Linked DNA regions of Homo sapiens: all the other regions are linked to region 3. The links are chromatin contacts, found by Hi-C or POLR2A ChIA-PET in ENCODE. All regions are on one chromosome and are shown on one strand. Each heading gives the region's core, a stretch centred on a gene start or an enhancer-like site at or near the end of the contact. The rest is flanking DNA. Distances are from core to core; before and after follow the strand shown.

Region 1 (2,914 bases), core at 385-2,884, 64 kb before region 3:
CGCCCAGGCTGGAGTGCAGTGGTGCGATCTCGGCTCACTGCAAGCTCTGCCTCCCGGGTTCACACCATTCTCCTGCCTCAGCCTCCCGAGTAGCTGGGACTACAGGCGCCAGCCACCACGCCCGGCTAATTTTTTGTATTTTTAGTAGAGACGGGGTTTCACTGTGTTAGCCAGGATGGTCTCGATCTCCTGACCTTGTGATCTGCCCGCCTCGGCCTCCCAAAGTGCTGGGATTACAGGCGTGAGCCACCACGCCCGGCCACAGGTTTTCAATATAATTAGAACTCTTCATCTTAAGCTGACTTTTGACAGCTTTGTAAAAGTCTGTGAGTCCAAATCCCATTAAAGAAAAAAATATTGGTTTATCACATAGGTCCTCTGCATTAATTTAACAATAAGTTAGTTGACTGAGCACAGTGGCTCACGCCTGTAATCCCAGCACTTTGGGAGGCCTAGGCGGGTGGATCACTTGAGATCAGGAGTTCGAGACTAGCCTGGCCAAAATAGTGAAACTGTCTCTACTAAAAATACAAAAAAAAAAAAAAAAAAATTAGCCAGGTGTGGTGGCACATGCCTGTAATCCCAACTACTTGGGAGGCTGAGACAGGAGAATCAATTGAAGAGGCAGAGATTGCAGTGAGCCTAGATTGTGCCACTGCACTCCAGCTTGGGTGACAGAGTGAGACTCTATTTCAAATATATATATATATATATATCTCTCATGTTAGCTAATATCTCAATTCTCTTTGTGTGTGGAGGAAATTAATGACTGCCCTCTCAAAAATGACATGAATTTGTCCTTGTCAGTCAGCCAGCATTGAGAAATTTTGTCTCATGAACCGTAAGTCACACTAATTTACCATGTTACTGAACATGGAAACAGTCTTCTTCCTTCAGATTGGAACGTTTTGCAAGAATTAGGTGAAGAAAGCATCCTGAAGAGGGCACTGTGGGATCTCAGTAATCTTCACAGCTACAAAGCTCATGCTTAATGGTTTATTTTATATTGATACCAGAGGCTGGATTGTCTCCTTAGTAAACTCTCCTACCACACAACGCAGACATCTTACTGACTCTGAAGGTGGGTGGGCTATTGCCCTCCTAATGCCCCTCCACTCAGAATGAGCCCTTCCTCCAGCTCAAGATCAGCTCCACACACCTGAGGCGATTCCCTGAACCAGTGAGCTTTCCCCTAGGGCTGGACTTTTCAGTTTCAGTAACGCAAAGGGAACACATGCCACTGGATAGTTCACAAAGAGTTGATGTAAAAAGCATAATGGAGGAGGGGAAGCAGCTAAGGGGTAGAAGTTCAAACCGAGAAGCTAGCTGATCTTTGGGAAAGTGTTCCATGGTCTGCCACAAGAAAGGCAGAAGCGCCAAGAGGGAGTGGCTGAATCTCTAGCAGGAAAACAGTGGGAGCCTTTGTTCATCTAGGAGGCGAGACTGAGAGAGAAAGTACCAGTAGGAAAGGTCAACTTCCAGAAAAGGAAACTAGAGACTGGAGAGCTCACCATCCGGAGCCTCAGGAGGAGTATCCCGTGGTGTGCAAGTGAGAAGTGGGGGGCAGCTATTTCGCTCACAGCCAAACAGCCCAGACCAACTGCAACCTCACTGACAGTTACTTGCTCCAAACTCGCCCCTAGTCTGCACCGGTTAGCTTCAGGCCCATCATCTCTTACTTGATTGGCTGATGAAATGCAACGTCATTGCTCCTGTATATCTCAGGCATTTGACGGCTTAAGGCTTTGTTTTATTTTTTAAAAATAAACAAATAAGGGGTGAAAATGAACCTACAGAAATTGCGCCATTGTGTTAATTTAAGACTTTGGGACAGTGGATTTCTGACAAAGAGCTGTTGGACACTGCTTTCCCAGAATTCTAGTAAAAGGAAGTTTCCTGGATAAGATAGTGTGGTAGAGATATGAGGACGCAGGTTGCTGGGTTAGGGAAAAAGTGAATGGATATTGTGGGCATGTAAGAGAATGAAATCAAGATGACAAGGTGAACTTTCACTCTGGGTTATATGTGAGGAAATTTTCAGGAATAATGATATACTCATTTGTTTTTTCTAAACATAATATGTAAAAAATATTTTAATTGAAATTACTTAGTTATTACTATAGAGCCAACTTTTCACATTCCTACTCTCATAAAATATCTTAAAGTTATTTAAAATTGTATTTAATGTTTTGTTCTCTGTGTTTCATCTCTTTCTCCCGACCCACACGTTTATAAGTGAATGGTGGTAAAATTCCCAACTCTTCATTTGGCCTCCTCTGATACTACCCTGATGAAGAAGGCAGGAGGCAACTTGTTTGGCTGGGTTGGAGCAGAAGTCCAGGCTCCCTACATGGTCTCCAACTGAGGCATGGGGTGCATCTTTATGGCCTGGTTGTTATGGAAGTTCCAGCTCCCACAAGGCCTTTTCTGATACTGCTCTGGTTGGGGTGGGGAAACAGGCAGGGTTCTGGCATCTTGTATGGTATGGGTGAAGTTTAAGCTTCCTACTCAGTCTTTGCTGGTATGTGGGTACAGGGAGTGGGTGAACACTTTTCTGTGGTGTTTGGTTAAAGTAGAGCAGTTACTGGTGAAATTTTCTGTCTTGCTGGGCTGCCCCTTTTCTTGGGTCTTTAAAAAATCTATTCTCGGCCAGGTGCAGTGGCTCATGCCTGTAATCCCAGCACTTTGGGAGGCCGAGGCAGGTGGATCACCTGAGGTCAGGAGTTCGAGACCAGCCTGACCAACAAGGTGAAACCCCGTCTCTACTAAAAATACAAAAATTAGCCGGGCATGGTGGCAGGCGCCTATAGTCCTAGCTCCGGGAGGCTAAGAAAGGAGAATCACTTGAACCCGGGAGATGGAGGTTGCAGTGAGCCGAGATTGCGCCACTGCACTCCAGCCTGGGAGACAGGGT
Region 2 (2,778 bases), core at 247-2,746, 33 kb after region 3:
AAAACTTGATGGAGATAAGGACTTCCAAACCAGTGTGAGATAGTGAGGAAGAGTACATAGGAGAAGCAGTGCCAGAAAACAAATTGACATTAGACAATCTGGCAGAAGGGTTACAATTATTTAACACTGCTTCTGACTTTTTGTACAACATGGAGTCTTCTATGATACAAGAACTGAAATTAAAGCAAATGGTGGAAGGATTGGTACTGTATGGTATTATCTTTGGAGAAATGAAAAAGCAAAAAAGGCAGACAGAAATCATGTATTTCTGTAAAGCTACACCACTGTGCCTGCCACTCCTCCTTCCACCTCTTCCACCTCTTTCAGTTCTGCCACCCCTGAGACAGCAAGACCAACCCTTCCTCTTTCCTCTCTTTCTCAACCTACTCAGTGTGAAGATGACAAGGATGAAGACCTTTATGATGATCCACTTAATGAATAGTAAATATATTTTCTCTTAGGAATAGCTTAATAACATTTCTTTTCTCTATCTTACTTTATTGTAAGAATACAGTATATAATACACATAATATATAAAATATGTGTTAATTGAGTGTTTATATTATCAGTAATTCTTCCAGTCAGCAGTAGTCTATTAGTAGTTAAGTTTCTGGAGAGTCAAGTTATATGTAGATTTTTTACTGTGAAGGGAGACAATGTCCTTAACATCTGCCTTTTTCAAGAGTCAACTGTATATTTAAAATATGAAATAATTTAAGCTTATATATAGTACCTAAAGATTTATATACATTTTGTTCGTGAAATACATACATACATATATATATATATATATATATATATATATATGCCAACCAAACAATAACCAAGGACAAACCGTGCTTAATTTAACTGAAAAATGTTTACATTTATAGATTAATACCAAATGTTTTTCAATTATGTTTAAAACCTTAAGAAAAGCAAAGTTTTCCGTTTATAATTGTAGTTGAATGAGTGTCAGTGACAACACAGAGTACTGTAAGTATTGTTTTCTGCACACAAAAGCCTCTATGAATCTTTTCCAAAAAAGCCCAATTGATGTCACCCTGGGACAGAGCCAAAAAATCTTTCTGATGAAAGTAATGCTGAGGTCAAAAATAAAGAATCTGAAAACGTGAGCCAAAACAGATTGAGACTGAGTAGAAGAGAGGGATAACATTGTTCGGGGAACTGCAAGAGCTTTAGTCTTGAAGCATGAAGGATAAAGTAGGAATTCCTAAGGAGGTAGATGCCAAAACTCCTTAGCTGGGAAGCTATGTAAGAGGCAGCTAAAAAGTAACTCCCCCAGATGCCTCTCACTTTCAACACACATACTCGGTATGGTAAAAATAAATCTCATTGGCTTCTTCTTCAGATCTCTTTTCTGTGGAGAGGCCTTAGTGGGCACTGCTGCTGGGAAACAAATAAAGCTTTTGTTTGTGCTTTCTTCAGCAGAGCCTGGTGCTAGCTCTGTCACTCAGGAAACAGAACTCAATTGTTTCTCTCTCCTCATCCCTCTCTTGTTAACCAAATATGCTCATTTCCTGACAGTCAGTGGTACCATGTAAGGCCTCCTCCCCTCTTCTGCCTTCAGCTGCAAGGCTTCCATCTGAGTTGAGGTCAACACATACGCAGGAATGAAAAGAAATGATAAGGAGGAAATGTTTCAGTGGAATAAAATGTAAACTATGTACACCTCTGCCCTGCCACTGGTGGTTCCTGGGGGCTCCTTCTCCTGCCTGGCCACAGGCATCTGCTTGTTCCCAACTCAAGGCTTTCACATTTGCTGTATTTTCTGCTTGAAATATGAACCTTCCCTGTCATTTCAGTGGCTTCTTCAGCATTCTTCATTTTAGTCCACCCATGGGGCACAGAGGACCTTCCTGGACAGAGCCAGACTTGTGTTAGCCTCCTACTCAGGAGAGGCCTGGCTGGTGCCCTTCAGAACCCAAGGCAGAGGAACTGGCAGTCTCTGGAAAGCTCACAATGCAGTCATCCAAAGGCACAGCTTCACTGAGTGTACTTAGTTCTTTTTCCTCATGCGGGGTGTCATAGGTCTTGCCCAAAGAAAGAGATCAGGATAAGGGAGTTCCAGGGTGTCACGCAAGAGCCTAGGATTGACGCTGTCTCTTCTCTTACTAGCTCTGTGACCTTGAGCAACCCACTGATCTTCTTTGTACATCTGTTTCCTTATATGTAAATGAGTTTTAAAAGCCTTCTTATAGATAAAGAAGGTTAACTTAAAAATAATAGTTGACCCATAAGGTTACATTTAGGAATGGAAAGAATATGTTTGCGAAGATTTAGTAAAGTTTCTCAAGAGGTGTGTCTTCAATTTATTTTGATTGTATTGTGGTTTTCAATGATATTATTAGTTATGAAATGAACGACAGTTTCACTTGGTGGGTACCAAACTCTTTCAGATGACTCTAAGATTTCTTAGAGGCACTTCAGGTTACGCAAATGTCTAATCCTATTTTTTAATAGATTTTGTTTTTTAGGTTTTAAAATAGATTTTATTTTTTAGTTTTAGGTTTATAGCAAAGCTGAGCAGAAGGTACACTGATTTTCCACATACTCCCTGCCCCCACATACTCATAGCTTCCCCCACTAGCAATATCCCACGTAAGAGCACTATATTTGTTATAATGAAACTCCATATGACATTGACATATCATTGTCACCCAAAGTTCATACTATACATTAGGGTTCACCCTTGGTGTTGCACGTTCTATAAGCTTTGCAAATGTATCATAACATGTAGCCATCATTACAGTATTATGCAGAATAGTATCACTGCCC
Region 3 (3,172 bases), core at 251-2,750:
TACATTGTTATTAACCGTAGTCACCATGTTGTACAATAGATCTCTTGAAGTTATTACTCCTTATCTAACTGAAATTCTTTTCATCTTAACCAAGGCCACATGAAATAAGAAACTGAATGTGATATTTATTTCTACAATATTTCTCCTTCAAGAGTTTAAAGTTTTCAACTGTTAATTTTAGCAAGGATGATTGCAAATGACATATAAAATTGGTTGTTTTCTAGTCAGTCATTTTTATTTGCAACAATGAACAATTACTTAGCGATTTTGATCAAATCCTGTCCTTTACAAACTAGCTGAGTACCTTTGGACAAGCCATTTAACTTCCCTGTGCCTCCTTTTCCTCACTGAGTAAGATGGGGATAATAATTGTAACTGTATCTCATAAGAATGTTGTGAAGATTTAAACGGGAATACATACAAGTGCTTAGAAAAGTGCCTAATGGCCGGGCGCGGTGGCTCACGCCTGTAATCCCAGCACTTTGGGAGGCCGAGGCGGGCGGATCACGAGGTCAGAAGATCGAGACCATCCTGGTTAACAGCGTGAAACCCCCTCTCTACTAAAAATATAAAAAATTAGCCGGGCGTGATGGTGGGCGCCTGTAGTCCCAGCTACTCGGGAGGCTGAGGCAGGAGAATGGCGTGAACCCGGAAAGCGGAGCTTGCAGTGAGCAGAGATCGCGCCACTGCACTCCAGCCTGGGGGACAGAGCGAGACTGTCTCAAAAAAAAAAAAAAAAGAAAGAAAGAAAGAAAGAAAAAGAAAAGTACCTAAAACGAATGATACGCTGGAACACTGGCCTGGGAGGAGAGGGGCGGAGTGTTTATTTGTAGCTGTCGCCAACTTCCGTGAAGTAAATGTTCCCACCATAGCAAATTTCAAGCTACTAACAATTTAACCATCAGCGTGAGCCAATAAAGCTCTAGCACACCAATGCGGCAGACTAAGTTTGTAACAGATGTTCATTTTTGTAATTACTAAATCTAAGGTCCTTTTTCGTTTTATCGAAGTATATTTTCATGAATTGTACAAATGTTCAAGGAAGGACGAGTTTAGAGAGGTAAATGGAGGGACAAACAGGAATTGTAGCAGTTAGGACAGCTTTGAGGAAGATTTCAGGTTATCTGAATCTGTTTGGACACATGGGCATGCGTATTTGGAAGGGAGAAGAACTCATACAGTAAGTCTTAATGTCATCAATAGGTTCTTGGAAACTGCGAGTTTAAGCAAAACGGCATGTAACAGAACCAATTTTACCACAGGCTAAATGATAGAAACAAGACTTAAGTTCCTATGGCATATTTCTAGTCACAAAAACATCACCAAACTTTTAATAAAGACCAAAACATTTCTAATATTAAACATTGAAATAAATGTGAGTTATGCATACATTTAAGAAACAGTAACAAAAACAAGTGAGATAATTATTCACTCAATGATTTCAGTTCAAGGGTATGGGTGGCCAGAGCCTATGCAGCTCAGGATGCAAGGCAGACACTGACACCAGACAGGACGTCATCCCAGAGCAGGGGGCATTCACACACGCGCACACACACGCACACGCACACACACACAGTTACTCAGACTGGGACCATTTGGACATGCCAATTTACATAACATGCAGTACGTGTTTGGGATGTGGGGGGAACCAGAGTATCCAGAGAAAACCCATGCAGACTTGGGGAGGATGTGCTAACTCCCACACAGTGGTCCTGGATGGGAATCTGTTGTTTTTCTCATCAACATTATAACAACATGTTGTGGAATGAAAGGATGTTGTTGGAGGACCTGCTATATAAGTCATTTCAGTAGCAGTCTTGGGAGAAATTTGTGGGGACCCACTGGGGAGACAGAATCAGAAAATGTGCATTCTAAAAACGTGCGTATACTGAAATGAACTTGTGATGCCTAGATGAACTTGTGATGCCGAAAACTGATTTCCTGCTAGTGCAGTTGTATCTCTTTTTGAAGAAGAGAAACTGTTTTGCTTAGACATTTTTTTTGTAGGAGTATGGGAAGAAAAATTACTCACTGAAGCTAGTGCGAGTCAAGGGTAGAGGGAGGGCAGTTCCTGTAAGGATGTGTATAAATGGATTTCCAGGAAACTAAACTGCCGCATGTCAGGAAGAGCGGCTACCTGAAGGTGCTTGTAGATCCAAAGCTGCCCTAGGTTCCCCATCAGCACTGATTCATGAGTTTTGCATCTAGTTTCTCCTGTCCTTACCACAACTTGGCTGTTCTGTCTTCTCTGCACTAAACAACTTCTTCACTCTCTATTCCATATGTTTTAAACTTATCTTACTATTTTTGTTCCCTCATACCTTGCTTCATAGATTACCCAATCCAACAAGAAACAAAAGAGAGAAAGAAAGAAAAGTGAGAGGAAAGAAAGAGAGAGAAAGAAAGAGAGAAACAAAACGAAAGTATATTCCTGAACCACACAAAAAGACAAAGAATCACATTCTCTACAAGTGTCCTGTGTTTTTGCAAATTAACCGGTACTTCAGGTAGTCCTTAGGTATTCTAGAGTTTAGAAGAATCCTAAAAGGTTTTGCTCTGGCAAGGGCTGTGAGTAAAGCATGGCCTTTGAGGCGATGGAGGGAGAAAGATATATAGAAACTTTATTTTAGAGAAAGGAAAAACTTCTTCAGACCAGATGCAGAATCAAGTAATCAACCATTCAAAGTCAGGCTTAATTTAAGAGCTTTTTTTAAAAAAAACAGACAAACAACAACAACAAAAATGTATACTAGTGATCTTTAAAGGAAACCATGCTATCATTTAGATTATTATTCTGGATTCCAGTCAGTAGTTAGGTCATATAAGAATTATAAATTCTGTTATTGGTAATTGATAGTTCAAAATGCATAGTCTCACCACTCAGGGAAAACAGCACTTAGATTTCAGAAGATAAAACTTTGTAAGTGGGGATGAAAGGAGGGCATGGAGGGTGTTCTTAAATATTTAAATGGATGTTCATGAGACAAAAGGACTAGACCTGGAAGTTATTACATTTAATTCTCATAGCAATTGATAAGGAAAGTATTTCCATCTGATAGGTGATAAAACCAAATTCACAGAAGTTCAATTCATTCATTTTATAAGTATTTATTAATAATTTTTAATATGCTTGGCATTGTAATTAGCACTGGTTATTATACTATAATGAACA

The links. Hi-C counts contacts between places; a loop is a spot of excess contacts on that map. ChIA-PET counts read pairs that join two places held with the same protein, here RNA polymerase II (POLR2A). Pooled maps may share reads with other maps.
Region 1: a loop to region 3 is called in a pooled map, with 2.2 times the contacts of the local background. The contact joins the promoter of SLC9C1 here to the enhancer-like site in region 3. A Hi-C loop is called at or near these places in 2 of 50 pooled maps. POLR2A ChIA-PET finds 5 or more read pairs at or near these places in 3 of 52 experiments (GM12878, H1 and T-cell).
Region 2: a loop to region 3 is called in a map of naive thymus-derived CD4-positive, alpha-beta T cell, with 3 times the contacts of the local background. The contact joins two enhancer-like sites. A Hi-C loop is called at or near these places in 8 of 168 maps with a recorded cell type or tissue (B cell, GM12878, Right ventricle myocardium inferior and 5 more), 8 of 37 single-sample maps with no recorded cell type and 22 of 50 pooled maps. POLR2A ChIA-PET finds 5 or more read pairs at or near these places in 13 of 52 experiments (GM12878, H1, MCF 10A and 8 more).

What each region holds. Positions count from the first base shown.
Region 1 is chr3:112,292,582-112,295,495 of GRCh38, forward strand. SLC9C1 (solute carrier family 9 member C1) reads right to left here and starts at 1,635. Exons shown (of 29, transcript NM_183061.3): 1 at 1,512-1,635.
Region 2 is chr3:112,389,840-112,392,617 of GRCh38, forward strand. The region is part of intron 1 of LOC105374041 (a long non-coding RNA gene); the gene reads right to left. Among named protein-coding and RNA genes, the nearest start is that of CD200, 58 kb to the left of the region's middle. RefSeq lists enhancers at 1,147-1,762, 1,813-1,922. Within about 2 kb of position 1,497, at least 11 of the 41 ENCODE cell types and tissues checked have a DNase peak (open chromatin) inside an H3K27ac peak, as active enhancers do.
Region 3 is chr3:112,356,536-112,359,707 of GRCh38, forward strand. All of the region lies in intron 5 of CD200 (CD200 molecule), which reads left to right. Among named protein-coding and RNA genes, the nearest start is that of CD200, 25 kb to the left of the region's middle. RefSeq lists an enhancer at 2,227-2,296. Within about 2 kb of position 1,501, at least 5 of the 41 ENCODE cell types and tissues checked have a DNase peak (open chromatin) inside an H3K27ac peak, as active enhancers do.